Regions from separate parts of the Mus musculus genome. Here region 1 is linked to region 2. The links are chromatin loops, found by intact Hi-C in ENCODE. Cell type or tissue: heart. All regions are shown on one strand. Links, peaks and the distances in the headings refer to the core of each region. The heading gives the core; the rest is flanking DNA. Region 1 has its middle 25 kb from the start of Gm35279. Region 2 holds the start of Gm807 (predicted gene 807).

Region 1 (15,388 bases), core at 5,333-10,332, 75 kb after region 2:
ACATAGAGAAATGGAGTTCAGGAGTATGGAGAAAAGAATGAAGCGTCTACCCAGGGTTCAAAAGGCATGGAGAAGGCCTAGAAGGGATATAAGAGACATTTGAGGAGACTGTGGGAAGAAAATCCCAGGATGCCCCGTGCATCCTCAAATCAAGACGCACAATGAAATTCAAACAAGAAAAATAAATATAGCAGCACACTCAAATACATCATGGAAGAAACAGGAGAAAGCTTGACACGGAAATGTAGGAGCTAGGAATGCATCTTAAGTGCAGCGAGATGTCTCCCTGGGTGAAAGCACTTGCCCCATACACCTGATGACCCAAGCTTGACCTCCAGAACCCACATAGGGGTGAGAAGAGACAACAGAAGAAATATTAAAGAAGAAATATCGATCAAACAGTCAAAAGAATATAGATAACATTTACAATTGCTGCTAAAAAAAATACCTAGAATTAAATCTATTAAAGGTATCAACCTTAGAGAAGAAAATGATAAAATTTTATTTTGACAGCCATTAAGGACCAAAATGAAACAAACAGAAATCTAAACCCATGGATATGAAGACTCAATCATGTCATAAAGATATCAATTGTCTTCCAGTTCATTTCATTTCTGTTGGACATAGCCAGCTGTTCCAACAACCCAAACCATACACTAAAGCAAATTAAAGGTGAGATAAGTGCTGCCAACTAAAATCTATATTTTAAAGTATATCATCATATAAAGTGCAATAAAATGAAGATGATAAGAATTTTAAAGTAAAAATGACCTACAAACAACTTGGATATGAGAGACAGTGTGTGTGTGTGTGTGTGTGTGTGTATACATACATACATATATGTACATATATGCTCAGATACATGTCTAATGATATGTTAAATAAACAGGGAGCCCACTAAAAGAAGGAAAGTGTGTATTGTATGTGAGAAATTATTTCAAGTTGAACCACTATATACCATTTTAGTGCATAAAATTAACAAATATTTCAAATGATAATCCCTGGTGCTATTGAGAGTATAAGGAAAAGTCTTTCTGCATCAGTGTGGAAGACAAAAAAAAAAAATGTTCAGCCTTTCAATATACGGTACTGACAACTAAATTGTATGCCCTTCCCCTCAGCGTCGATATGGTGGCGCTCCAGGCCCCAAGGTAAGGTATTAAGGACCAGTGATTAACTGTGCAGTTAAAACCAGTGAGGTTTCAAGGGTGAGACTCTAATCTGATAAGACTCTTGTCCTCTTAAGAGGAAAGGGCACCAAAGATCTCCTTCAGCGCACACAGGGGGAGGTCATGTGAGGACACCAGGGCAGCCTGCAAACCTGCAAGTGAGGCCTCATTAGAAACCAAATATGGCTGGAACTGGATCTTTGGCCTTGGACTTTCCAAGCCCTAGAACTGTGAAAAAATAAATCTCTATTGCCGAACCCACCCAATGGGAGGTGCTTTCTTCTCATGGCCCAGTAGACAAATACTCCCAAGCACAACTGCTTTTAATGTGCCTGCCCCTCAGCCAAGCCAGTCATCTGCTGGGAATTTAGCCTAAGGAGAGAAACACAGGATTTTCTGCAGAACTGAACATGTTTCTGCAAGAGAGAATTGATGGAGGAGCTACTCCTGACAGTACAATACATACTTAACAAAGTTTAAAGTGTAAGGAAGAAAACGTGCAACTTTTAAAGAGGGGCAAATAATAAAAGTGTCCTTAAGTCCCTAAGTGTATATGATTTTAGTAGTGAAGGAAGGACATGGGCTTAACAAAGTGTGGTGACTGACATACACCTCCAACTTGAGCGGAGGGTCAGTAGTTCAAAGCCATCCTTGACTGCACAGTGAACCCAAGGTGAACTTGGGCTGCATAAGATCCTGCCCCAGAAAATTGACTAATATTGTTTTTAAAGATTTACTTATTTATTTTATGTATAGGAGTACACTATTTCTCATCTTCAGACTGTATCTGTCTTCAGACACACCAGAAGAGGGCATCGGATCCCATTACAGATGGTTGTGAGCCACCATGTGGTTGCTGGGAATGGAACTCAGGACCTCTGAAAGAACAGTACTCTTCACTGCTGAGCCCTCTTTCCAGCCCTAACTAATATGTTTTAAGGCATCCTGGGAGAGTGGTTTATAGACACCAGCTCTATGACTTAGGGCAAGATGCTAATTACTTAGTGTCTTACCTTTCTCCATCTCTAAAAGGAGCTGCTATGGCAGGAAGTGGTGGTATTTAAAGTCCTCAACAAAGAAGGTCTCCGTTGAGGTAAGCAGAGTGGATATTCATCAGGGTGGATAATTGGCAGAGGTACTCAGCATAATGGGTACTGGGCAAGGAGGGTAGTCAGGAAAGTGGGTACTCAGCAGAGTGAGTACTCAGCAGAATGACTGCTCAAGACTCCAGCAGTGTAAGGATTTCTGTCCTGCCTTGAGCCGTAGCCACTAAGCCTGTGGCCTGGGGCAGATCCCTTCATTTCTCCGAGCTTCAGATTTTTCATCTACAAAATGAAGCCCCTGGCCAGCTTATCTCTGAGAAGCCTTGTCTAGGTAAAAACAATGTAAATCTGTGTCCTGTGGGTAAGGAGAGACAGCATGACTTTAAGTAACATGAGAAACAGAAGTAGCATCATCCTGCCCACTGGCACCTCCTCCCCAGAAAGTCCGCAGTTGCTCCCACCTTATGTGCAAGAAGATTTTTTTCATGTTGAAGGATTCTGCCGGACCCTGCGTGGCAGCCATTTTCAGAAATGCTGATTATGAAAATACATCACAGCAAAAAGCTACTAAGCATTCAGCCTTGCATTTAAATTAATTTTTATTTTAATGAAGCCCAATAGCAACCTCATTTACTTGAAAAATAGTAACACTTACACGGGGGGCACTTCATTCATCTCCCCGGCAGGCGCAGTTGGTATCCAGGCAGATCTTTCATGACCACTCCAGTACCCACCCTTTGAGAATCACTGAACAGAGGGCATTGTGGGAATCTTCTCAGGGCTCTCCAGGGATATCTGCTTCCTGTGACTATTTCCAGGTTGAAACTGGGCTTAAAGGTTTAGTGTGCTGTGCTATAGCTTTAGGAATATTGCCCCAGAGTGTGGATGCCAAGTAACCCCATGTATCCCTTTGGCATCCATGAGGGCTTGTGAGGTTAGGTTCTGCCTCAGAACCAGAAGACAGTCCTCAGAAGAAGGGGATTCATGAGCTTCGTATGGGCCACAGGTTGGACATTTCCTCTTTGTCCTCTGAGAGATGATCCGGAGAAGGCCACCCCCTTAAACCAAAATCAAACTGTCATTGGGATTGTTCGATGCAGTGTGGATGATACAGATGGATATCAAACTTGGGCATGTGGGTTTGAACGACAGTTTGCAAGAGGCTGGAGAGATGATGGCTCAGAAGTTATAAGCACTGGCTGCTTTTGTAGAGGGGATGTCACCTACTTGGTGGTTCACAGCCACCTGTAACTTCAGTTCTAGGATATCTGATGCCTTCTATCAGGCACTGGTGTGGTACACATACATAAATATAAACATACATACATACATACATACATACTTACATACATACAGGTGAATACTCAGATACATAACAAAAATTAGTCTTAAAAAGAAAGAGAGTCACCCAATGTCTCTTCTTCTCAGTTTTGTAAAAAGTGACACTGGTAATAACATTAGATTCAGTAGTGGCTGTCATCTAAGAACCATGAAAGGATCCCAGGAGCCTCCTGAACACTGCCAAATGACGGAATTATTACTAGATGTATTGTGGAATTTTTTTCCCAGTTTAAAAAAAAAAAAAAAAGCTTCTCTTCTACCCTTGCTAAAGTCTGGCCTCCTCAATAGAGAACCTTTTAATGCCAAACAAAAATGACCAGTTTAATCCCCTGCACCGCCCATGCCTGTTTGCCATGGGCTGTGTGCATAAGAATGATCTAGAGAAGCGAATGGGTTTTTTGTATTGTTTTGTTTTGTTTTGTTTTGTTTTTTGTGAAGTCCCACATATCTTCTCCCCTCCAGCTTTTGTAGGTGAGCTATTCAAACCACATCCACAACACCAGCTTGCTCTGATCGCCTAGGATAACAAGGAGTCTGGCTCGATTTCCCTGCTGGGGAAGATACAGCCCCATTGTTGCCTACCTTTGCCTAGATTTGCAAAGCTATCTCTTTGTTCATTCTTAACAGTAGGACCTGGGGCTTAAAATCTGTGCTCTGATTTATATGCTAGAGAAGAACACATTAATTTACAAAACTCCAAGAGCTCCGGGGCTAAATGAAAGCAGTTCCATTGATATGCAATCTTCTCTGGAATCGAAGAGCATACGTATTTTTTGAGAAAATATTAATTTATATTAATTTATACTGTGTAGGGAAAGCACTCCCTTAAAAGCTTAATACCGCCAGCAGAGTCATCAGATTTTCAGCCTTATCTTGCCTAACTTCATGACAGAGCACTCTAAACCACTAATGAATATCCCTTTAAAGTCCCAATGCTTCTTGTTAGCCAAAGCGTGGGAGCATTGGACATGTCTCAGGTGCACAGGACTCAGACCTAAAACAACAGCAGCTGTCTGTAAATGCAGGTGATTGTCGCTGCCGTATGCAAGCTGCTGGAATACAAAGTGCTTGTCTGATTACCCTCTGGAGCACGGCCCTAGAGGTGCAGTGTGAACACCACTAAGGATATGTATCCTGAAATTCTTACAGGCGAAACGAGAGCATGCCTGTGATTTGCCTCACAAGGAAAAAGATGAACTGTAAAACATCACAAGCTATATGTGGATACAGACATAGATGGTATTGAAAGAGCAACAGAGATGGAAACAAAGGAATGAGACAGGACATTGTCCAGAAGCAAAGAGACCATATTGGGCTTGATAAAAGGAGCATTTGTACCATCTTTACCCTGTATTTCTGTATATTCTGTATATATACATGTGTGTATACATATATGTATACATATATATTGTGTGTACACACATATATAAACATGTGTGTATATTTACATATGTGTGCATGTATGTATGCATGCATGCATGCATGTACAAAAACACATATATATTTTTTTACAATAACATGTTTATTTTCTCAATTTTTATACATGATTTGGCTTTCATTTTTGTTTTACTTTTAAGGAAAAGGTTCAAGTTTTGACATTTATGGTAGGACTATACAGTGTTAACTATACATTCTGTCTTTAAACCCGAACAAGGTCTCTCGGCAATGCTCACTTTGTGCAGGCTTGGACCTGCCTGCTTCAGCACCTTTTCTTCCAGAGGCTGTTCCTTTCCAATTTACAGAAGTCATAAATCTCCCAGTAGCTTACCAACTAACGTTCATGGCTTCTCTTCAGAATGCCTGTGACAGATTCTTGAGTACGTATTCGGTTGGGTTCTTTGTGCATTTGCATTGTAGTTTAAGAGATGCTGGTTGCCAAGAGACAGAGCCAATGACCATCTGGCTTATTACTATATACAAAGTGCCCACCATAAAGCTGGCACGTAAATGTATATTGAGCAAGTGAGTGATTGAAGCAGAATCCATGCAGGAAGACAGATGAATGAATGGGTTGATGAATGAGTGTTTGAATCAAGGTCTGTGCAGGAAGACAGACATCTGCACTTCGGTCTCATAGGCCAGGGGCTAAGACCAGACATAGCAATAAATATTTGAAGTGGTCATGAATATCTTGTTTACATTCAAAGAGCTCCAGGAAAGGCTGACATGAGATTCTAGACCTTGAAACCAATCTACCTCCTGCAGGTGAAGAAACTGCAGCCAATGGACTCACCCTGCTGGATGGTGACCCAGGAGCCTGCATCTCAAGTCCCAGGCCAGTACCCTATCACTTCACCTCTCTGGCTGCTGCTGTAGAGCACCAACCCTCACTGCGATGGCTCCAGAGGTTCTTCTTGGCTTTTGCTAGCACAGAGTCTGGAAGAGAATGAATAGGTGGTTCCTCTGATGGCCTTTGTGAAGGTTATTAAACAGAATATACGCAAACCTCCTTTGACACCAACACTCATTTAATTGCTAAGGACTCTCAAATCTCAAGCCAGTGGGAACCTCACTTCCTTCCAACAACTGCTCCACCACACATACTGTCTGGTGTCCCCAAGAGCCACGTTGGGGTTTAATCATCACTGTATCTTAGATGTTTAATAATTGCATGTAAATGCATGCTAAGCACCTGTTACAATAGTTACCATTATTGAGTGCCTGCTGTCTACCATAAATTATCTAAAGACTTGATATGACATGGCCACTCAGTGTTCACAGCAACCCACTGAGAAAGGTGATGGTGTGCCCACTTCGGGTGTGAAAACTGTGTCAGACGCTTAAACGACTTCTCGTGTTAGCAGCTTATAGAGCTGGAAATGGCCCCGGGTAGACTGGGTCCTGCAACCACACTCATAACTTCACACAATTCTGCTGTTGTTGCCAAACATGATAGCGGTTTATTTCTGCACTGTTGTAAGATCAGAGGGGCAGAGTAGTCCCAGGGCTGCCAGGAAGACTCCAAATTCCTCAACAGGTGACTTTGACCTCTAAGGCGGCTTGACTGATAGACACTCCCTGCAAGTGGGGAGGCAGGAGGAGGAAGAAGCTGGCAAGTTGTTTCTTCTCACTGGTCCCTTTCCATTCTAAAACCACTTCAATCCATGGAAGAAATAACAAGACAAATGTAAAAGCAAGAGCAAGCTGCTCAGCTCTGGTTATCAACTGTGGACACACACCATCGCTCCATTATCTCTCCTGGGCAGCTAGAAACCTCGAAAATGACAACAGCTGATCAGAGGCGACATGACTTGGGGGCTTTCTCTTTTATTCTCTTTATTGTTGAGATGTTAATTGCCCCACAAGAAAAATCACAAAAAAATTTGAATATGTTTTTATTTGTTTTGTTGTTGGTGGTTTTTTGTTTTGTTTTTTGAGACAGGGTTTTTGTTTTGTTTTGTTTTGTTTTGTTTTGTTTTGTTTTGTTTTTTGAGTCAGGGTTTCTCTGTGTAGCCCTGGCTGTCCTGAAACTCACTCTGTAGACCAGGCTGGCCTCGAACTAAAAAATCCGCTTGCCTCTGCCTCCCGAGTGCTGGGATTAAAGGCGTGCGTCGCCATGCCCTGCTAAATATGTTTTTAAAGATAAAAAAATATCAAGCTATGTATTGAGATGTAAAGTGAATAAATAAGTTAATTTTTTAAATACCAAGCTAGGGGTGAAGGTGTGTACTCAGGAGGCTGAGGCAGGAGGATCACAGCTTTGAAGCCAGCCTGGGATATCTTACAAGACACTGTCTCAGAAAAACAAGAAAGAAGCCCAGACAGACAGACACTGCCAGTTCTGCTTCTCCACACAATAGGAAGGAAAATCAGAGGTGACACAGGTCTATGGAAGCAACAGGATCTCAGGAGCCTGGATAAACCTCAGAGACCTCCTTATCCAGAAAGTCCATGAATTTCTAAAGGCTGACTGTAGGTCCAGGGTAAAACACAGAAACCTGTCTTCTTTGTAAGTCTGGCAAGAAACAGCAAGGAGGGTAACTAAGAGGGATTTCAGGCGTGAGGGACTGAGGCCTGGGGCCTTTCAGTGTCAGCTCCTCTCCTCCCCTCCTCTATTCCCGGAGGCTACTCTGAGGGCGGAGGCTGCTCTGAGGGCGGAGAGGGAGCCTTGGACACAGGGAGCAGGGGCACGTGACACAGGATCACTCCATGAGCTCCAAGGGTAGAGATAACCACTGTGAGCAAGCAGCTGTCACGTGGCACATTGTGTCTCTGATAAGTTTCAATTAAAAGTAGCAGAATACATCCAAAAAGTGAGGGGGGTGGGAAGCCCAGTGAATTCCCCTTATTGTCCCTTTAGTTTGTTACCATGGAGTTATTGGTATCGTTTCACGGCTCCAGCACAAATGGCTCCGGCACAAATGCCCCTACGATTTATTGCCGGGTTTGGCCCTTTTAATGGATTTTTTTTTTTTCCAAGAGGAGCTTGAATACGGGGCTTCCGTTACACATCCCTTGTGGCATAACCTAGAGAGAGCTTGCAATAAAGTTTACCAAGGCAACAACACCAGCCTTGGCTTAGTTAGAGCAGACTGTTTCTAGATGGATTCTGTTGTAACCCTTTTCCGCCCATCCCGTGACAACACGAAACTGAAGGGTTAATCATGAGCACCCAAGTCTCCTATGTTGTTGAGGTTTCCTGATGGGGGAAGGGGAGGAGGTTACAAAAAGACACATACATTATATTCCATTTTAGAAAGAGACCTTTTATAAATTGAAGAAAAAAAAAATCAATGAAGCCATCCAGGAAGCTGGTAGCTGTGTTTAATTAAGACAAACTACCAAAATGTTCTATCAGGAAAACAAAAAATTATTTATTTAACGATTTAGAAAGTGCTTAAATCTCAGACTCTTAGTTTGTTAGGTGAAGAGACTGTCAATAAAAATCAGTTTGCTGGGGTCTGTGGGGTGTGCCGCCGTCAGCATCAGTCCCAGGATTCAACCAGAGGCCTTTGTCAACCTTCATTAGCTACTCTGCCTCCAAGGGGAGGAAGAGCATCTATCCGGTACTGGTACTCGCTGACAAACCATTAAAAAGAAAGCATTAAGCCCACTGGTCTTCTAAGCCCAGGGGAGAGAGGGGAAATGTCCTAGGATATCAGCTGTGACCAACTAACATGCAGAAGGAATGGGGGTGGGGTGGGGTGGGATAGGGTGGGGTGGGTGGGGTGGGGTGGTGAAAAGGACTTGAGTGGCTTTTGCCAGTGACTGCAGACTTCATTCATCAGGGGTGATTTGCTTTTTCTGGCTGTTTCCCAATCTCACTTTCCATAGAGAAAAAGAAAGAAAGAAAGAAAGAAAGAAAGAAAGAAAGAAAGAAAGAAAGAAAGAAAGAAAGAAAGAAAAGAAGGAAGGAAGGAAGAAAGAAAGAAAGAAAGAAAGAAAGAAAGAAAGAAAGAAAGAGAAGAAAGGAAGGAAAGGAAAGGAAAAGAAAAGAAAAGAAAAGAACGGAAGAAAGGAAGGAAGAAAGAAAGAAGGAATGTTGTGCAATTGGGAGGAATTAAATAATTCAGTAAGTGGATAACTCTCTCCCATGGAAATCCAGGCCTGGTGTCACTAAGCTGAAAAGTTGAAGCAGCACTTTTGAGTGAGCAGATGACACAGTCAAAACATTTTTTTAACATTTTAATTATTTTTATTTTATGTAAATGAGCACTTTGCCTGAACATGTGTTTCTAAGTCACATGTATGCCCTGTGCCCACGGAAGCCAGAGAAGGCACTCTATCTCCTGGGACTGGAGTTATATATGGTTTTGAGCCACTGTGTGAGTGCTGGAAACCGAACCTTGGTCCTCTGGAAAAGCAGCTAATACTCTCAACTACTGAGCTGTCTCTCCAGCCCCAAAAACCTTTCACTCATAATATAACACAAGAGCAGCAAGACCCACAGTGTTTGCTTCTTTCTTACATTTTAAAACTGTCAGGTAACATTATCATGCTGTTTATTCCTGTGATATCTGACTTGTACTGATGTCAGTGGCCACCACTCTAACTAACCTCACTGGGTGCTTAGCATTATCTCCTGTCAGCTCCTTAGACTGCCCACCACCCAGAGTGGAGCCCTTCAGACTCAAATACATCCATAGGTTCCCATGGCAACCTGATCCGAGTGATGACCCTGACTAAGGAGACATGAGATCAAGGCTGAGATTCCATATTTTTTTGTTTGTTTTTGTTTTTTCAAGACAGGGCTTCTCCCTGGCTGTCCTGGAATTCATTCTGTAGATCAGACTGGCCTCTAACTCACAGATCCACCTGCCTCTGCTTCCCGAGGGCTGGGATTAAAGGCGGTGCAACCACGCCCAGCCAGATTCTGTATCTCTAACAAGCATCCAGGTGCTGAGAGTCTCGCCCTGAATGTAAATCCCATTAGCATTGATCTCTAAAATTCCCAGCAAGAGATAGAATCACAATTAACAATCACCTGTGAGTTGGTTCCTGAAAGGTAACAGTGACTGTTTTGAAAGAGAAGTCTATTTTAGACAGGAATTCTAAAATCCAGATCTAGTCTTCTTAAAGGCTACTTCCACAGATAGACATCATTTTAGCTCCCACAGAGTTTCTTTCAGGTCGACCAGTATTGGCTTCAGGAAGTGATCCAAAACTGAGCACAAAGATCCACTTAAAGCAGAGTTCCAATCCAATACGTTCCCGCGGCTACTCTATCGACCTCTGCTTGGCTCTTCCTCTGCAGTGATGTTCATCAACAAATTGAAAGGTGCTCTCTTTATTTTTGAAAAGCTCTTCCCAGGAACAGAATTCAAGTTTATTCCCTTGCCTCTAGCATCTGCCATTCAAAGTTCATTTACATGAGGCCTAAATAAGAGTCCTACAATTATCAGCACTCGTTTGCTTTGAAATACATTAGCCTGGTAAGACTAGACCATGGAGGTAAAACGCCGAAGGTTCAAAACAGTCTAGTTCATTTATGACAGCGTGACTCTGGTTTTGGTGTGTTGTTTTGTTTTTTTGTTTTTTTTTTCAGTTTATTGCAAGAAGAGGTTACACTAGTCTGAGTTAAAAGTGGACCCCCAATGGTGACATTATACAAGCTGTGAGGGTTTTACATTTGTGATAAGAGAAGAGAGGAACATTCTATTCAGGGCAAAGAAATCTTCATTTACACTTTAAAGAGCTACAAGTATTTAAGACCCATGAACCCTCCGATGATTATCCTTAGGCAGTCGAGCCAGTCTCTATCAGAGACACTCATGTTCCTTTGCTCTGGTCACCTTGTGACTGAATTACTCCCCATATTCTGGATGCTCTGAGAGAAGCTTTGCAAATTTCTTCTTCAGTGACTTTACATAGTTCTTTTTGTCATCAGCATGGGGTTACTCTCTTGGAGAGAAGTGTGTGTGTGTGTGTGTGTGTGTGTGTGTGTGTGTCCGTCCCTACTGTTTCTCTGTTGAGTTCTTATGTGGATAGATCATCCGTGCCAGCCTTTAATAGCAAAGGAATAGAAAGAACGGAGATCTTCCTCAGGGTAACTGAGGGAAGGGAGGGAAAGAAGGCTCTCAGATTCTTGATGGTTTTGAGTAGGATGCTAATACAACAATGCTCAGCTCTCTATTTCTTCTGTGTGGACCCCAGAGATTAAGGTCAAACCATCAGGCTTAGTAGCAAGCTCCTTCACCCACTGAGGCATCTTGCGGACCCCTTAGCTCTGCTTTGATTTGTTTTGTTTTGTTTGTTTGTTTTTCAAGATAGGGTTTCTCTGTGTAGTCCTGGCTGTCCTGGAACTCACTCTGTAGACCAGGCTGGCCCCAAACTCAGAAATCCGCCTGCCTCTGCCTCCCAAGTGCTGAGATTAAAAGCTAGCTCTGCTTTTAATATTTACTTTCTCCTAGTAATCTTGTAACACTTCATAACCATCCCCTTGATGAGTCTTAACTCCGTTAAGGGGATGGATACTTCACAGTTTTTGGATTTACAATGCTAAAATACAAAAAAAAATTAATTTTTCTCTAATTCACGTGCACACTAAATAGAATATAGTAATAATACCTTGAATATAGATCTCTTACTGAGGATAGCTAAGCTCACCAAATGCATGATTAGCAGGCTCAGACATGACCATAGTTCCCCATGAACATAAGGAAAATGGTAACAATAACAACAACAAAAACCAGCTAAACATATTCATTCCAGAGAAATTATGATCTACACTGCACTACTGATGAGAATAATAATAATCAATGCTTATAATAAGCCAGAGAATATGCTAAGCATTTTGTATACGAGCAATTGTTCTTTATAACAATTCTACAATGCCCTCAATTCACTGATAAAGTAAGGAATTGTTGAGAGGTTAAATAATTCATCCAGTGTTAAAAATACTACTAAGCAGAACCAGGTTTCCCTCCAGGCAACCTACCCTCTGAGCCATGTGCCAGATGCTGCCCTGGGCGACAGTGATGATCACTGAAATCATCCAGAGAGACAACACATGTGTGCATCCTTAGCATCCCCTGTGGGATGGACCCCTCTTAGCCTCTCCACTGAGATCCACCCTATCCCTAGTCATCAGGAGTGGGATAGCCTTCTCTCCAGCAGAGGCCAAGCTTGAACTCAGAAGTCTTCTAAGCCCAGTGTTCATCAACCATCTAAACCGGACACGTGGATCAAAATGTACTCTTCCTAATTGAGTACATGAAACACAATCATTTATTGATTTCAAAGTGAATGTATATGCAAAAAAGAGGTCATTTTAAACTAGCATTAGTCTCATCTCTATCTTATAACCAGCTCCTGTTTCAACGAGTTTCACATCAAAAATAATTGCGTACCTGGATGTAATGGTGCACATCTTTAGTACCCGCCTCTCCACTCCAGAGGCAAAGGCAGGTAGATCTCTATGAGTTTGAGGCCAGCCTCATCTACACAGGGAATTCCAGGCCAGCCACGGCTACATAGTGAGACCCTGTCTCAAAAACAAAACAAAAAAATATAAATAAGAAATAAATAAATGTTGTTGATATGATATGATATGATATGATATGATGATTGCAGGTCCTGAAGAGATAGCTCAGTTGTCAAAAACACTTGTTACTCTTCCAGAAGACCCAGGTGTGATCCCCAGCACCCACATGGTGACTCATTGCCAATGCCCTTTTCTACCCCCCTTCCCCACACACACAGGTATTTACACGCACATGATGCCCAGACATCCACATAGGCAAAACTATCACTCACAGAAAATAATAAAGAAATTTTAAATCCATAAACACTTTCTAAAAAGAAAACAAACTAAACCAAACCACAGAGCTTCAAAGATGGCTCCATCCACACAGTGTTTAATGGGCAAGGCAGCAAAAGGGTCTAATTTCAATCCCCCCATAATCCATGTAAAAAAGCCAAGTACACCAGTGTGGGCCTATAATTCCAGCACTAGGGAGGTAGAGACAAGCAGATTCCTGAAGCTCACTAGCCAGCTATTCAAACCAAATTGATAGATTCCAGTTTCAATGAGAGCCAGTTTCAAAAAATACAGTAGAGAGTAATGCTTAATGTTGACCTCTGGTATATGGACCTCTGGTATTTACACACACACACACACACACACACACACTGCCCCCGCCCCCGCCACTGCCACCACCACCACCAATTTAAAATTTTTTTTTTTTTTTTTAGAATTTTATTTTATTTTATTTTATTTTAAAGATTTATTTATTTATTGTAAGTACATTGTAGCTGTCTTCAGACACTCCAGAAGAGGGAGTCAGATCTCGTTAAGGATGGTTGTGAGCCACCATGTGGTTGCTGGGATTTGAACTCTGGACCTTCGGAAGAGCAGTCGGGTGCTCTTACCCACTGAGCCATCTCACCAGCCCTTAAAATTTTTTTTAATGCCAAAATGGAGCATTTGTTTGACTTGCACAGTTGGGTGTTGGCCAGGACCTGGTTGGTCTCTCTGGTGCTCAGAGAACGGTTCGTCTCCCTTCTGTCATGAGTTGTCCTCCTGAGGCAATGGCAGAGGCAGAGAGAGAGGCAGAATCCCACCTGGGCTCGGATCTCACACACTGTCATGTGTGCTTTGTTCTCTTTCAGAAATATCCACTGCCAGAAGACAGAGAAAACGCCCTCAGCCCACAGGGGTGATGGGCACTGCAAATTCATGCAGCAAAAAACCTTGACCCAGCTGAGGGACGGGGCAACTGGGGCCAGTGCTATGGTGGCTAAGATCTCTAAACACAGTTCCTTAAGCTAAGTTAATTAATTACAATAGCAGAATAATAATTTTCCACAACAATGAAGAAAAAAAAAAAACCCTACCAAAGGTTAAATGAGCCATGGACCTCAGAAGGCTGGTGACTTCAGGGTATCCTTGTCTGGAGAACGATATCAAATTTACCGTTCTCACACAATTCATTCCTAAGCAGCCACATTTCACTGAGAAGTGCCAATAAATCACTTTACTATGATACGGTGGCCCCTTTTACAGCAATTTTAAACGAGCAACCTCTGATGTAACACTCTGATGTAACATTCTTCATTTTCTCTATTTGTTCTTAAGAGGAGTTTTCCTGAAGCAGAAGACATCTTGAAACCAAGTACTGGCCTCCAGAGGTAGATTTCTACCTTCTGTATACTGGGGGGGGGGGGGGGGGGGGGTTGGGGTTGGGGGGGGGGAATAATTGGATTGTGTTTCCTCATTCATGACTACTTAAATATTCACTTTCTGAGGTTGCATTTTAGTGTGTTTTTATGTTTTATTCAGGACACAGTGTTCCAGTAAACAACCCAAGCCTAAATCAATGGCTTATACCGACATTAAGTATGCCATTAGCACACTCCTTTCCAGAAAGATCTGTGAAGGGCTGTCAACAAGCCCACAAAGAAAGCTCTTCTGCGTTTGGAGTAAATGATAAAGCAGGTACAAGAAATAAGAAAGGGAAGGGAATTTGAGAATCTCTAATTCCCTTCATGGCCAACAGGAATTGCTGTCGCTTCTGTAATACTTAGGGCTGATGACACAGCACAGGCCATTTTTCTCACTCTGTTCCTTCCACCTCTGGGGCTTACACGTTCACAGGGCGATGTGACTGACACTTCAGAGCCACGGTCTTTAATCCCCACGTCACCCGGAGCAGTGGGAGAATCCGTAGAGCAGCATTTCTGGACAAACAGTGGGGGTTCTGCAACTCAGATGGGCTCACTGAAACCGCGACTGCAAACAACAGGTTACTGAATTCTTTTATTCATTTTCACCAGCCAAAAACTGAGAAGCCTGCAATGATAGTCCAGGGGAGTGGGGGAAGAGAGAGCTGTACAAATTAGCAATGGTGAGCACCGGCAGAGCTCTTGAGGTCAGTGGTGCTTTGTGCAAAGTACCAACTTAGAGAATGCCATCGGTCGTGGGCAATGGGGCAGAGAGAACACGGAGCAACTTAAAGAGCAAACGAGAATTCCAAGTCTAGACTGGGGCAGTTACATCTCTCTTGAGCTCATTCAACTTTCGACCACATTCATCTCCCACTCACCATCTCCAACTTCTCCCAGATCCTCTACCCAACAACCCCTCACACCACACACACAAACACACACACACATCACAACACACATATCACATCATACACACACGCAGACACACATCACATACATCACACCACACCACACACACATCACACCACATGTACATCACACCATACACACACAAACACACACATCACACTACACACACACACTACACCACATGTATATCACACCATAAACACACAAACACATACATGTCATGTGACACACACGACACACACCATACACACACACACACACACATCACACCACACACACTCACACATGCCTGCATGCGTGCACACACCAGCACTGAGGCCA
Region 2 (13,681 bases), core at 6,677-11,676:
CAGGAAGCAGGAGTTGATGCAGAGGCCATGGAGGGATGTTCCTTACTGGCTTGCTTCCCCTGGCTTGCTCAGCCTGCTCTTATAGAACCAAGACTACCAGCCCAGAGATGGTCCCACCCACAAGGGGCCTCTCCCCCTTGATCATTAATTGAGAAAATGCCTTACAGTTGGATCTCATGGAGGCATTTCCTCAACTGAAGCTCCTTTCTCTGTGATAACTCCAGCTGTGTCAAGCTGACACAAAACTAGCCAGTACACCCACTGTGCCCCACTATACCCCACAGTGCATGCCTATCAACTGTGCATTAGGAAGACGTCTCTTTCAGACTGGTGTCTAAAACCTAAGATAGTTAAGTGACTTTCAAGATGTCATTGTAGAACAGGTTAGAAAACTCACCCTCTCCACCTATGTGTTGCTCCACACATGTACCCAAAAGTAAGCCTAATGCGCTTTTTCTGTCTTCCAACAGGAAAGTAGTCATTGTAAAAACAAAACAAATCAAAAAGCAGCTTCATATTGATAAAAGGACTCGTCCTCAGAAACTCTGAATTAATCAGAAAATTCAAGTCATCAGAACACATTCAAGTAATTCTTATGCATCCCTTAGTCAGTACGCCCTCCACCCAGTGAGCCAGTGTCACGGATTTCTGCTCCGTTGAAGCTAATTCCTCCAGCAGCTAAGGGCCTGAGATCTAACACTCAGAGCGATATGGGCACTAGGCCAGTGCATTTTAAGGAACCTTCTGGGTTGTGTGCCCTGACTCCCCCAACCTGTTGACTACCCCACCCAACTCCTCTTTCCTGACTCTGCTTCATCTACCGCAATTTCTAACTTTTTTTCTGAGTGCAGTTTCTCTTGTCTGACTCCTGTATTCCAATGCTTTTCCAGGATTCCCTTGTAACTGTCCCTATTGTATCCACTTCCCTATTGTAAACAACGCTGGTGATTTCCCAGAGCACACCCAGGTCCTTCCTGGTTTAAGCTCCACTGGCCTTTGGGTTTAAGCACATACCACCTCACTTTCAGCCAGACCCAAAGGACTATAGCTCTATCATCACGTCCCGCACATCCATGCTTTCAAGAGCTTTAACAAACTAAAGTACAACACTGAAGCCAGGCATGGTGGCCCACACCTTTAATCTCAGCATTCAGGAGGCAGAGGCGGAAGGATCTCTGTGAGTTCCAGGCCAGCCTGGTTTACAGAGTGAGTTCCAGAACTACCAAGGCTACACAAAGAAACCCTGTCTTAAAAAATAAAATAAAATAAAATAAAATAAAATAAAATAGCTTCAAAGCCAAAAGCTTTGGGTGTGCAGTCTGGGAATCCAGACGAATATACTACCTCCTTGCAAAAAAATAGTCACAATTACCAAGTTCAGTGACAGCTTCGCTATAGACAGACTTCTCATTAAGCAACTTACAACAGTAGAATCTGCCGTGTAAAATGGAATCTGGCTGAATCTGATATATTTAGAAGTTCAGAGGCGTCCACCAAAGGCTTCTCAGAGGATGGACTCCCAGAGCAGGGCTTTAGAAGATGAATAGGAGTTTACCAAGGGACCGTGAAGAGAAAGCGGCAAAGAACTCTCAGCTTCTGAGAATGCAGATTGCATAAACCAAAGGCTTAGGAAGGAATTCCCAAACTCTGCTAGAACTCTAGGTGGAAAACAACAGGGTGGAGGATGGCAGGAGATAGCCTATTAAGATCTATGTGTGGCCAAAAAGGCTGGGCCAGTCACTGAGTCTGCGCCTTACACCGTATGTTAACCTAGATCAGGACACAGAGAAGGGAATGGATTTTTGAGGGTCCTCAAAGAGTGGCAGCCAGGAGCCTCTCACCTCAGATGAAGAGAGCTGTGGTTTTCTGGGACAGAGTGCGGAGACCTTGTGGTCTTTCTCTCCTGGAAAACCACCACCTCTCAGAGCTCCCAGTGTGGGTTATAGTGGGGGTGGGGATCCACATGGCCCCTTCGGTTGTCTAGCGCTCCGGATGGATTTCAACACTGCTTTGTGTAATGAGCGCTCTTGTAATTTGTGTAGCTTTGCCTGCCTTCTATGGGAATGATGGTTCTATGTTCACAGCATTTAGACTGTGCCTTTCAAACTCTGAGAAGATAGAGGCTTTGTTCAGTGGGTCTGGGTGGAGCGAGAGTATGAACTTCTTGTGGGGAGCTGCGGAGGTTTGGGGGACCGGGGATAGAACCCAGTACTGTGCCTACTAGGTGAACACTCCGCCACTCAGCTGCATCCTCAGCACTGCAGTGTGCTTCTAGCCAGCTCCCAGGAATGACACAAAGGACACTTGTTGCCTGGGCAAGAACTAACGGCTCCCCGGAGTGGAGGGTCCCAGCACACGCCCAATTTCTGCTTCCTAGTACTTACAAAAGAACTCCACATCCCGTGGCCCCGGGTTCCCGGTCGAGAAGAGAGCTTTGGTGAAAGTCCCCTTCTCTTAAAACTGCTCATTTTCCATGGCAATGCACACCACTGTGCAGTCCGAATGGAGAGCAAAAACCACATCCTTCCGACGGACACTGAATAACCAGAAAGAGCCAATCAGGCTTCGACATGCTAATGAGTGTCCTTGGTAGCCTCTGAATAATTGATCAACAGAACCGTTCAGTGTTTGCTGCTCTCGCCGGCTCTGCTCATTATGGAAGATGATTCATTCAGTTCTAGGGAACAGATTGTTCCACGGTCTAACTCCACTTCCCTTGCTAGGGTTTTTTCTGTTTTTTGTTTTTTTAAATAAAACCCGTGCACCTGTGAGACTCATATGCATGCAAGTGCTCATGGAATAAGAATGAGGGAATTCATTTGTGTTCCACGGCCCACAATGGCAGTAACCTCTCAGGGCTCTGCCAAGCTTTGGGAATAATTTCTTTCCTCAGAGAGGACAGAAGATATAGATGTGTCAAGTCTCCGCTGGATGGGGAGACAGCAAGAGCAAGCTGAATTGAAATGAGACCATCTTCCCCAATAAAGCTCGCTATTCACTAGGCTAGGCAAACCATCAGTATCAAATTGTATGCCTGCATTTCAGGGTGTGCATTTGGGAGCTAATTTGGTGTGACCAGTCTCTTTTAGTCACGTGTCCCTGAGTGCTTAAGGAGACCCTGAGAATTGGAACCAAGAAGTTTGATTTTGCTCTCAGTGCCTGACGGTTGAACAAGCTACTGTGGCTTGCCTAGAACCCTTTCCATCCCCCAACTTTGGCAACTTCTCTATTTCTTCTTACCACCTCTTCCTTTCAGTGAAACGATGTGTCTGTGTGTGTGTATGTGTGTATGTGTGTGTGTGTGTGTCTGTGTGTCTGTGTGTCTGTGTGTGTGTATGTGTGTGTGTTCTATAAATCTGATAAAAACTAAGCCTGTCTCTGTGTGTCCCTGAAGCAATTGGCATAGTTATCACAGTTGGCACAGTTGGCACAGCTGGCACCTGTGCAGATCTAGCCTAGATGAAATCTAGGGTCACAGCCCAAGGTATGAGAACCTCAACTTTGTCCTTCAAGAATAAAAGAGACAAGTTGCCCAGGATCCCTAATTATGCCAAGTCCCAGGGACAAGCCCTGGGAAATATCATCTATCCTTAGTCCTGAATCCTGCTCCAGTTTCCAGACACAAATGCAAGACAGCCCATTCCCAGAGGACAATCTGAAAGGGTTGGGCGTGGAGCTGGACCCAGCAGGTTCTCGCTGGCATGTCTCCAGCAAGGCGGTAGATGGAACTGAGCTCTGGGTGGGTCTTCCTAAGACTAAAATTCTCCACCAGACTGCAAAATACTAGCTCCTAGGGAACCCTGGAATTCATGATGGTCAGCTCCGGTAGGGATTGACTGATGGATGAGAACACTGTCATCATTCCACAAGTTAACTCTTAGGGTTTGATGAGTCACTATCCCCAGAGAGGAGACAGCGTCAAGAATCTGCTTCAGTACATTGCTTCGAGCCTGTCAATCACAGGTGGAACGGAGGAGCTAGAAGGTGGAGATGATAAGCCCTTCTCCTTTCCCTGCTTCTTCTAGCATACACTGCCTGCTGTGGACGTTTGGCCCAGCTGGGGCCCTTTCTCGTGGCACTCCCTGATTTGCATTTGGAAGACGCGGTATCTCTCTGTTCTGGCTGACTCTGGATATCTGAGAGACTGAGGATATTGGTGGAGACTCTTCCATTCCCAACCTTATCGATGCTTTGAAGCCCCGTGTTCCCTTGAATGCAGAGAGCTGTCCTGTGCCCCGACATGGGATGGACAAGGGAGAGAAGATAACACACTCTGGGTAGGGAGAACATGTCGTGGCGATGCAAGGGGTTACTCCGCCACAGCTTACTTGGCACTGGGGTAAAGCCAGAACTGCTTTGGCTACACAGAGAGAAGGCACTGCCCAGAACTTAGAAAGGCAGACTATAGATGCCAGTGTTGGAAAAGGACTTCCCTTGGAAGAGCAGGCACCACCCACCTGCGATCCAAGTCCCAGCTGCTGTAACCCCTAACCCCATCTTTCCTTCAGAACGTTGCCTAGTGTGCTTGAAAAACTTGCATTCATCTGGGTCTTCTGAGAATTGATATCAAGGAAGGACAGAATGAGCAAAGCTTCTGAGTGAAGCTATCTAAAGGAACAAAGTATGAAAAGAGCCAAGAAGGTTGGGAGGTGCATCTCGGAGAGGCAAGGATGGCCCTAGGTGAAGAACACATGGAGATGGTGGGCACTTCCTAGACTGACACACATCACAGGGGTCAGAAAAGATTCAACAAAGTCCTTGAGTAACCAAAGATAGCCTTCATTACCAGAAATGGTCCTGCCAAGGCTCACCATATGAAGCAGAAAACCACCTACGGGGACCACACTTATGCCCTCAGCCAGATGCACGGATGCCATTCCTGTGTCTTGGTTAAGGTTTCTATTGCTGTGAAGAGACGCCATGACTAAGGCAACTCTTAAAAAGGAACGGGAGCTGGCTTACTGTTTGAGGTTTACTCCATTATCATCATGGTGAGAAGCATGGCAGCATGCAGACAGACATTCATGGTGCTGGAGAGGGAGCTGAGAGTTCTATGTCCAAGTCAGCAGGCAGCAGAAAGAGACAGTGAGCCACTAGGCCTGGCTTGAGTTTATGAGACCTCAAAACCCACCCCCCTAGTGACATATCTCCTCCAACAAAGTCACACCCACTCTAACAAGGCCACACCCCCAAATAGTGCCACTCCCTATGGGCCTCTGGGGACCATTTTCATTCAAACCACCCCAGTGTGCTTGGCCCTCCCTACCTGAGTCTCTGTGCATTGCAACAGTGAAAGGTGGCCTGGCTCAGGCAACTTTCATCCCAGAGCAGGGAGAAAAGACCACAAGCAAGCAGCATGGGACAGAACAGAGAGGCCAAGGCCGGAAGCCTTGAGTGCAGAAACTCATGCCTGCTCTCTGTGGTACCTGGGGCAGCCTTTAGACCAGGAATTACAGACAACAGCCTGGGCCTGCAGGGGAAGCATGGGCTGGATATGCAGTAGTTTGTTCATTTTAACCCCAAATTTAGCTATGCTCAAGTTAACAACCAGCCTCCTGAGCATGGTGGTGCATGCCTGTAATCCCAGGCTTACCGGAAGGAAAGCACAGAGATTGAAAGCTGAAGGCCGAGCTGGGCTGCCCAGCAAGACCCTGTCTCCATGATGGTGATGATGATGACAATGACGGTGATGATGATGATGATAGCAACCAATTAAAAAAAATCTAACTAACCAACTTAAATGGTCAGTAGTTCTTTCCTGAAGTCTATTCCCATTCTGTACCTAGCCCCTAATGACCCTTAAACACCAATCAGAAAAGGAGAGGAACACATGATAGGAACAGATAATTAGAGATGCTCACTGATTCCACACGCCATTGATGCCCTTCTTCCCCCCTCCCCTCCCAAAATAAAACCAATAGCAGTTCGAAGGCAGTTGGAAATAACTATTTTGGAGAACCTTGAGAAAATGGCTAAAAATGCCATAAAACGTCGAGTGTTGGATTGATTCGCAGCGACAGGGACTAGAGCCTCAGGGATGTAGCCTTCACTTGATTGGGAGCTCCTGCAGTCAGCCTGGGGCTCTGCTGGACTATCACAGGGCTGCATCCCTGCTCTCTGCTGTCTAATGCTACCCTGAAGAGGAGGCAGGATGTTGCCATGGAAAGCCCTTAGTGCTGGCAATTCAAAGCCAGGCTATTTTCAGTTTGAGATCAGCAGATGCAAACTCTGTATCATGTGGTCAGGCTTTGATGTAACTATATGCAGGGATTCCCAACACCCATGCAATACACACACACACACACACACACACACACACACACACACACACACGCATGCATGCGTGCATCAAGAAAACAGAGAACCAACCAAGCAAAGCTTCTGATGATAGATTTATTTCACACTCAATTCTCTTTTTGATAATGTGAGATCTGAACCTGAGAAGTGCTGAGGACGATAGAATCTGCCTTCTTCTACATCCCACGTGCAGTACGGCAATGTTATCTGCTGATCAACAGCAGAAATAGGCAGAAGGCATGCTTTAAGGTGCATCTTCTGTTCTAATAACAGACCAACGGTCAACCCAAATACACAATTTATTTTAGGAAAACAATGCTTTGTATGTGTCTATGTGGGTGCATTGTGTGAGGGGTGTATACACTTATAAGGCCAGAGGTCAGGCAAGCACGTGTGTGACTCCTAAGGAGCCGTCCACATTGTCATTTAAGACAGGATCTCTTAAAGCACTGGTTCCCTGACCAGGAAATCCCAAGGACCTGCTGGTTTCCATCTCCCCAGGAATGACAATTATGTGACAACCACTTCCAGATTTTTTTACTTGAGTTCCAGGGATCGAACTCTGATATTTATGCCTGTCACTCAAACTTGACTGACTGAGTGATCTTCCCAGTTCCAAAATGTTATTTTGGGTTTTGCTTTTCGTTTGTTGTTTGTTTGTTTGTGAGGGGCAGGTGTTTTAATGATATCTCTTACAACCAAGCTGAACAAATTTCAGAAATACCAAGTTGAAGAAAAGCTACAACCAAATGAGTATCTCTACTTTGGTTTCATTGAATGCAAGTTCGAAAACCAGTTAACTGTAAATGTCAAGAGTTGTGGGTGTCTTAGGGCAGGGAAAGGCTAAATTCACTGAATTCCATACCAGGAATTCCCTGGAGGGATGAAATGTCCATTTGATGCGGATGGTGGAGACCTGGTTCAACAGACTCAGCACCATGCCGTTTGCACCCCACCTTCCCAGTACTGTACTGAGTACACCCCACCTTCCCAGTACTGTACTGAGTACACCCCACCTTCCCAGTACTGTACTGAGTACACCCCACCGTCCCAGTACTGTACTGAGTATATCCTACCTTCCTAGTACTGTTCTGAGTACACCCTACCCTTCTGAGATGCAGCTCTCACCTAATCAGGACATTTTTCTCAAAACACTGCTAATCTGAAATTGACCAAGGTAGAAGGAACTTAAAATTTTAGACTGATACAATCAGATGTGGGTTCTGTTGTTCAGTCTTTGTTTTGTTTTTAGTGCTGGGGTTTGAGCCCAGGACCTCCCACATGCTAGGCAAGCACCTTATCCATGAGCCATATCCCCAGCCGCCACCCCACACCTCCAAGTGTCTTCCTCAAGCCCTCATGGGTCTACTCTGAACTGATTATTACCGTGACCACAGTAAGTAACTAGCATGATATATGACTGCCTGTGATTTATCTACAGCAGTGGTTCTCAACCTGGAAGTCGCTATTCCTTTGACAAACCTCTATCTCTAAAACTATTTACATTATAATCCATAAAAGCAGCAAAATTACAGTTATTAAGTACCGTGAAATAATTTGATGGCCAGGCTCTAGAGCATTTTTTTAAGTAGTGATTGAGGGTGTGGGCCCAGGCCATTATGAATGGCGCTATACCTGGGCTGGTGATCCTGGGTTCTATAGAAAGCAGGCTGAACAAGCCAGAAGGAGCAAGCCAGTAAGCAGCACCCTCCACCGCCTCTGCATCAGCTCCTGCCTCCAGGTTCCTGCCCTGCCGAGTTCCTGTCCTGACTTCCTGAATGATTAGCAGTGATGTGGAAGCCTAAGCTGGGCAAACCCTCTCCTCCCCAAATTGCCTTTGGTCACAGTGTTTCATCACAGAAGTCGTAACCCTGACAAGGACACCATACCAAGCCTAAGTGAATCCTACTTTATAAAAGCATGTTTCAAATGTTAAAGCTCTTGGCATGCAAATAAAAATAAAATAAAATAAAATAAAATAAAATAAAATAAAATAAAATAAAATAAAGCAACTTAACAATTGTTGAATGTTTAGTTCACAAGTACTCATTGTATGGCTTATGCATTTATTTATTATCTGGGACTGGGAGTAGAAGCCAAAATTTACACGTGCTAGACAATTCTCTACCATTGAGCTTCAACCCCAAATAGGATACATTTTCCAATGCTTTTTGTGCTATGTTATCATAGTCTTTGAGGTGGGTGCTTCATGTCAAATTCCAACATGGAAAGCTAACCAAGAGTCCTCTCCTAGAGTTGACCCAGACAGAGCCCCTGCTTAAAAAGGTAGACGTGATTAAACATTAGAACATAGCCTTCCTGACTTTTCCTATATTCACCTTTTATATGGAATAAAAAAATACCATTTATACACTGCTGCACATTGTGATCTGTTTATTTAATCACCCACACTCATATTTCTTTATTTTAAAGATAGTGTCTCAGTCTGTTGCCAAAGCTGACCACAAACTCATGGCAATCCTCCTGCTTCAGACTCCCAAGTACTGATTCATAGACTGGCCCATCTGACCCCACCGTCAATGCCTGGCATGGCCATTCATCTGCACAAACATTGTGCATTGGCTCTACGTCTCGATGTTCGTAAGCTTTCTGCACTATGTACCTGTTTATTTAATCAGCCTCCTCCTGCTGAGCGGTTGGTTAGGCATTCACAAACTATCATCATCCCAAAATGTAACAATTAACAGCCTTGTGCTTGGTTGAATCATTTGAAATGACCACACTTTTATACATCGAATAAAAATAAAAGTGAACATGTGGGCTTCGTGGTATACACGCTCTGGGATGTGCATTTCTTGAAGTAGGGTTACTGCTCTAAGGATATTCAAAAAAAAAATCTCAAGGGTTATTAATATCTCATTCTCCTAAAGAATACAGGTTTACCCTGCACTCGGTGGTGCATGCCCTACACAGGAAAAAAAAAGCGTTCATCCTTCTGAATCTATTAGAAAAATCATCCCTCAGAGGTTAGCGTTCTTCCTTTCATTGTTAGTGGGGATGCTCAACATCTTTCTGTATGCAGGCTGCATTCCTCCACCACCCTCCAATTTCTACCTGCACAACAGACAGACAGACAGACACGTACATAGATACATAAATGAAAAAAAAATAAAATCTGGTTTCAAAAGACCTGTATTGAAAGCTCCCTTTACAGGAGATAGAAATGGGCTATTTTCCTGCCTTCAGATTTCTGATACTGGACACACAGACAGGTTGTGTCTGCTCGCAGTGAGCTTCGTTGACTTTAATCTTCTGCTTTCTGAATGTTACTTGGTTGGGAAATCCGGCTTGCCTCAGCGAGGAAAGGCATTCTCTCACCTACAGGTCCTGCACAAGGCTGCCTCTGTGCAAACGTGTTGCCTGGCTACCAGCAGGGGGCCCGGCAGCTCTGTAGGCTTCCTGACTGCCTCCATTTTCTCTCCTCCTAAACAAGGCTGTCTCTCCAGCACAGAGAGGTAATTGCTGGCTTCTGCTTAGACAGACTAGCTTAGCGAATTAAAGTCGTCTGGCTTCCACCACAGCAATTAGTATGCAAATTACCGGTATATTACCTGCCTAGTCATAAATTACATTGACAAACTTAATATTCACAGATGCAACATACCAGTGTGGATCATTTTTCTGGTTTCCAGTGGTAGCAGAGCAGAGCGATTCATCACCTTATTGAACCGTAACACATTAAATCAACAGTTGAGAAATTAAGCATTTTTCAAAGCATTTTGTTATGCACTTATTTCTTTCAGCGGGCAATGAAGCAGAGCATTAAATATGTGGTGTGTCTCCATAGACTAAATGGCCAGCGGATACATTTAAGCCTAAAATAGTTCTTTTGTAACAACAACCAAAAAAAAAAAAAAAAAAAAAAATCCACAGCAAAGGAAAATCTATGAAGTAACACAATCTATTGAGTCCTCTTTAATGTCATTAGAACCAAATACTCTCTTTTCTAGTTCAGTTCCCAGAACCGTGAAAAACCACTAATCCCAATATAGAGTTGATGCGAACACTGTTCACTAATGGGAAATGTCTAAGCCCAAGGATTTGAGCTGCATAGGCTGACAGTAAATCTTTATGGTAAAGCGGTGTATGTTGGTTAGCTCACTAAATTAATTGCACCTAACTATGTGGGCTTTGCCAGTTTTAACTAAATACACTTTTGAGTCTTTTTACTGAACAGGGGGTGGGGGTGAGTTCAAATCGAGAGAGACAAGTTCAAGTCTGTTCATGACTATAGTATCGATCTTCTTCCATTATCCGAGAGATAAGCTGCATTCTTCGTCAGGTCAGTGACGTGACCCCTGAGCTCGGACAGACTCAGCACTGGCCCCAGGCAGATAGTTTCTGTCAGTGTGCCAGACGCTCTCCAAGTGTTTTGTCTGCAAAGGCCTCCAAGGAGCTCGGGAGAGTCCAAAATTCTTCCCTCCCAGGCCTGCCTGCACACTCCCACAAAATAGAACGGCCTTTGCTTTCAGATTGTGACACTGCTATGCAAGTGATCAAAGGACATGTCTGTTAATCATTTAAGCAAGGAAATCCGAGAAAGTTCACTAGAGATGGCTCACAAGAATACCCCGAGAGAGACTCAACTTCAGAGGTGCAGATAGAGCTAACCACAAATCGACCACAGGGCTCATGTCTTAGGCGGGCTATTTGACTTTGAAAAGTGAGTTTACATACACAATACTATCTTTTGAACCAAACCACCATGTCCCCTGTAGAGATGGGATAGAACAGCACTCTCCTGGGACAGCCTGGGCCTGTGGTATCTCCTGTGTCCCACCCCCACCCTCACCCTCCCACCCCCACCATATCTGGGAATGTGTATCATCACTCCAAACACTGAGAAGAGCCAGTTTGGGCCTGCCTTTCCCCTCAAGCTGTCTCACACCTCCCTCAGGGGAGCTCACATCTTGAGAGGTAATAAATTATTTTCAAGAATCTCCCCGCAGAATGAGGCAAAGTGAGGGGAAGAGGAGTCAGTGCAGTCCCTGTGTGGCTCCAATAAAGGAGGTAACATTCAAACTTCCTCCCAGGTGGCTTCATGTCACCCACCCAGGAGCAGGAAGAGCAGAGCAGCACCCGGAGCCGGAGCTGGAGGAGCTGGCAGGAGGTGTTCCTCACCTGTGTGGCAGACAGACAGTCACGTGACTCCAGGGCAGCTGACTCTGACACGCATCTTCCACTGAGCACACACAACTGTGCTGTGACCAAGTCACTCATCAGAATGTTCATTTACATGTCAAGATAGAGTCTCCATCTTTATTTTAAAATGCCAACTTTAAGGGCTTATTTGAAAAAAAAAATAAGGAAGGAGGAGAAAAAGAAGCCTCGTGTGGCGCTATATACCTTTAATCCCTCGATTCCGGAGGCAACGTTAGGGGGATCTGACTTCTAGGCTAGACTGATCTACACAGCAAGTTCCAGGACAGCTGGGGCTGTTACACAGAGAAACCTATCTCAAAATAAACAAACAAAGAAGAAAAATGGATAAAAAAGAGTTTATTTGTATCATTTAACTGGATGTGTGTGTGTGTGTGTGTGTGTGTGTGTGTGTGTGTGTGTGTGTGTGTGAGCGCAGGTGCCTGCAGAGGCCGCAGGCATTGGCTTTCCTTGAGCTAGAGTTACACATGGTTGTAAGCTGCCCGATACGAATGTTTGAAACTGAACTCAGATCCTCAGATGAGCAGTGACTGTTTTTAATCAATGAGCTATCTCACCAGCCTCTAAAATAGCTTCTTTATAACAATCTGATTATTAGAATAGACTTTTAAGTCTGAGCACAAAACCTTTACTCATCAAGAATTGTGCTTCTTTAAAAATTATTTTAACGGGCAAGTAGAATTACATATTTTACAAATGTGTACATTAATCATATGTAATATGATATTTCGAAGTATGTCAACACTGTAGAATGACTACATGGAGCTGGTAAGATATGAATTACTGGACTGGAGAGATGGCTCAGTGGTTAAGAGCACTGACTGTTCTTCCAGAGGTCCTGAGTTCAAATCCCCACAACCACATGGTGGCTCACAACCATCTCTAGGGAGATCTGATGCCCTCTTCTGGCCTGTGGATATATATGGAGCAGAGCACTCAAACATTAAAATTAAAACATTAAAATCAAACATTAATTAAAAAATTTAAAAAGCTTAATGACCCACAAAGACTTAGCAATCTGGAGGGCAGTCAAAGGCCTTCCTAAGTGACTTTCAAAACTACACCACATCATTATTAACACCGTTACCACTGGGACAATAGATCTGTCTCACTGAAATTTGCATCTATTGACCATGTATTGTCTCCTAAATCAGCCCCTAGCAACTGGTAATCACCAGTCTACACCCTGGTCAAAGAATTCAGTCTTTCCTGGAATCCACACCGGTGGCTTTGGCTTTCATTGTCTGATTTATTTCACTTTCTATGTTGTTCTCTGAGCTTGTTCAAGAGCACACAAATGATAGGGTTCTCTTATTTTTAAAGAGTGAGTAGCATTGTGTTGTGTCTGTTCGCTACACCCTATCCATACTTACTTCAGTGCCTTTTGAAACACACCGAGAAGTGAGATTACTGGATCATAAGATAGGTCTACTTTAGTTTATTAAAGAAATCCCCATACTGACTTCCATAGCAGGTTTGCTAATTACCATTCCGACCAAAAATAGCCAAGTGTTCTCCTTTCTCCCTCTCCTCCATCCTCTGGTAACTACCATTTTCCCAGGGATGAAGCGCTGTGTTATTATGGGTAATCTTAACTTCCGAGAAGATCAGAGCTGTTGCTCTCTTTCATACACCCGACATCCATTTGCGAGTCTTGTTATGGAAAATGTTTGTGCTTGTGATGAGAGATTCTGATCGTCAGTCTGACAGGATCTAGAAACACCTAAGAGAAAAACCTCTAGGCCCCGGCATAGTCTCACAAGAGAGAGCTATAACTGGGTCCTTTCAGCGAAATCTTGCTAGTGTATGCAATGGTGTCAGTATTTGGAAGCTGATTATGGGATGGATCCCTGCATATGGCAGTCACTAGATGGTCCATCCTTTCGTCACAGCTCCAAATTTTGTCTCTGTAACTCCTTCCATGGGTGTTTTGTTCCCATTTCTAAGAAAGGGTAAAGTGTCCACACTTTGGTCTTCGCGGGGCCTAGCAAACACAGAAGTGGATGATCACAGTCAGCTATTGGATGGGTCACACGGCCCCTAATGGAGGAGCTAGAGAAATTACCCAAGGAGCTAAAGGGAACTGCAACCCTATAGGTGGAACAACAATATGAACTAACCAGTACCCGGGAGCTCTTGTCTTTAGCTGCATATGTATCAAAAGATGGCCTAGTCGGCCATCACTGCAAAGAGAGGCCCATTG

Evidence for each region. A loop is a pair of places that touch in the nucleus more often than their neighbours do. Peaks named below come from ENCODE experiments on the same cell type or tissue, not always from the same donor. Only the 100,000 strongest peaks of a DNase experiment are listed, where the experiment ranks them.
Region 1: it touches region 2 in a loop (2.2-fold over the local background); 1 of 42 quality-filtered maps calls a loop at or near these places.

What each region holds. Positions count from the first base shown.
Region 1 is chr13:99,011,371-99,026,758 of GRCm38, reverse strand. No RefSeq gene overlaps it. Among named protein-coding and RNA genes, the nearest start is that of Gm35279, 25 kb to the right of the region's middle. In heart, for the core only: no CTCF peak of the experiment used is centred there; a DNase peak (open chromatin) is centred at 7,688; H3K27ac peaks cover 1,745 bases.
Region 2 is chr13:99,089,529-99,103,209 of GRCm38, reverse strand. Gm807 (predicted gene 807) reads right to left here and starts at 2,511. Exons shown (of 2, transcript NR_168041.1): 1 at 2,385-2,511. In heart, for the core only: a CTCF peak has its summit at 9,683 (motif pointing right); DNase peaks (open chromatin) are centred at 9,689 and 10,669; H3K27ac peaks cover 1,550 bases.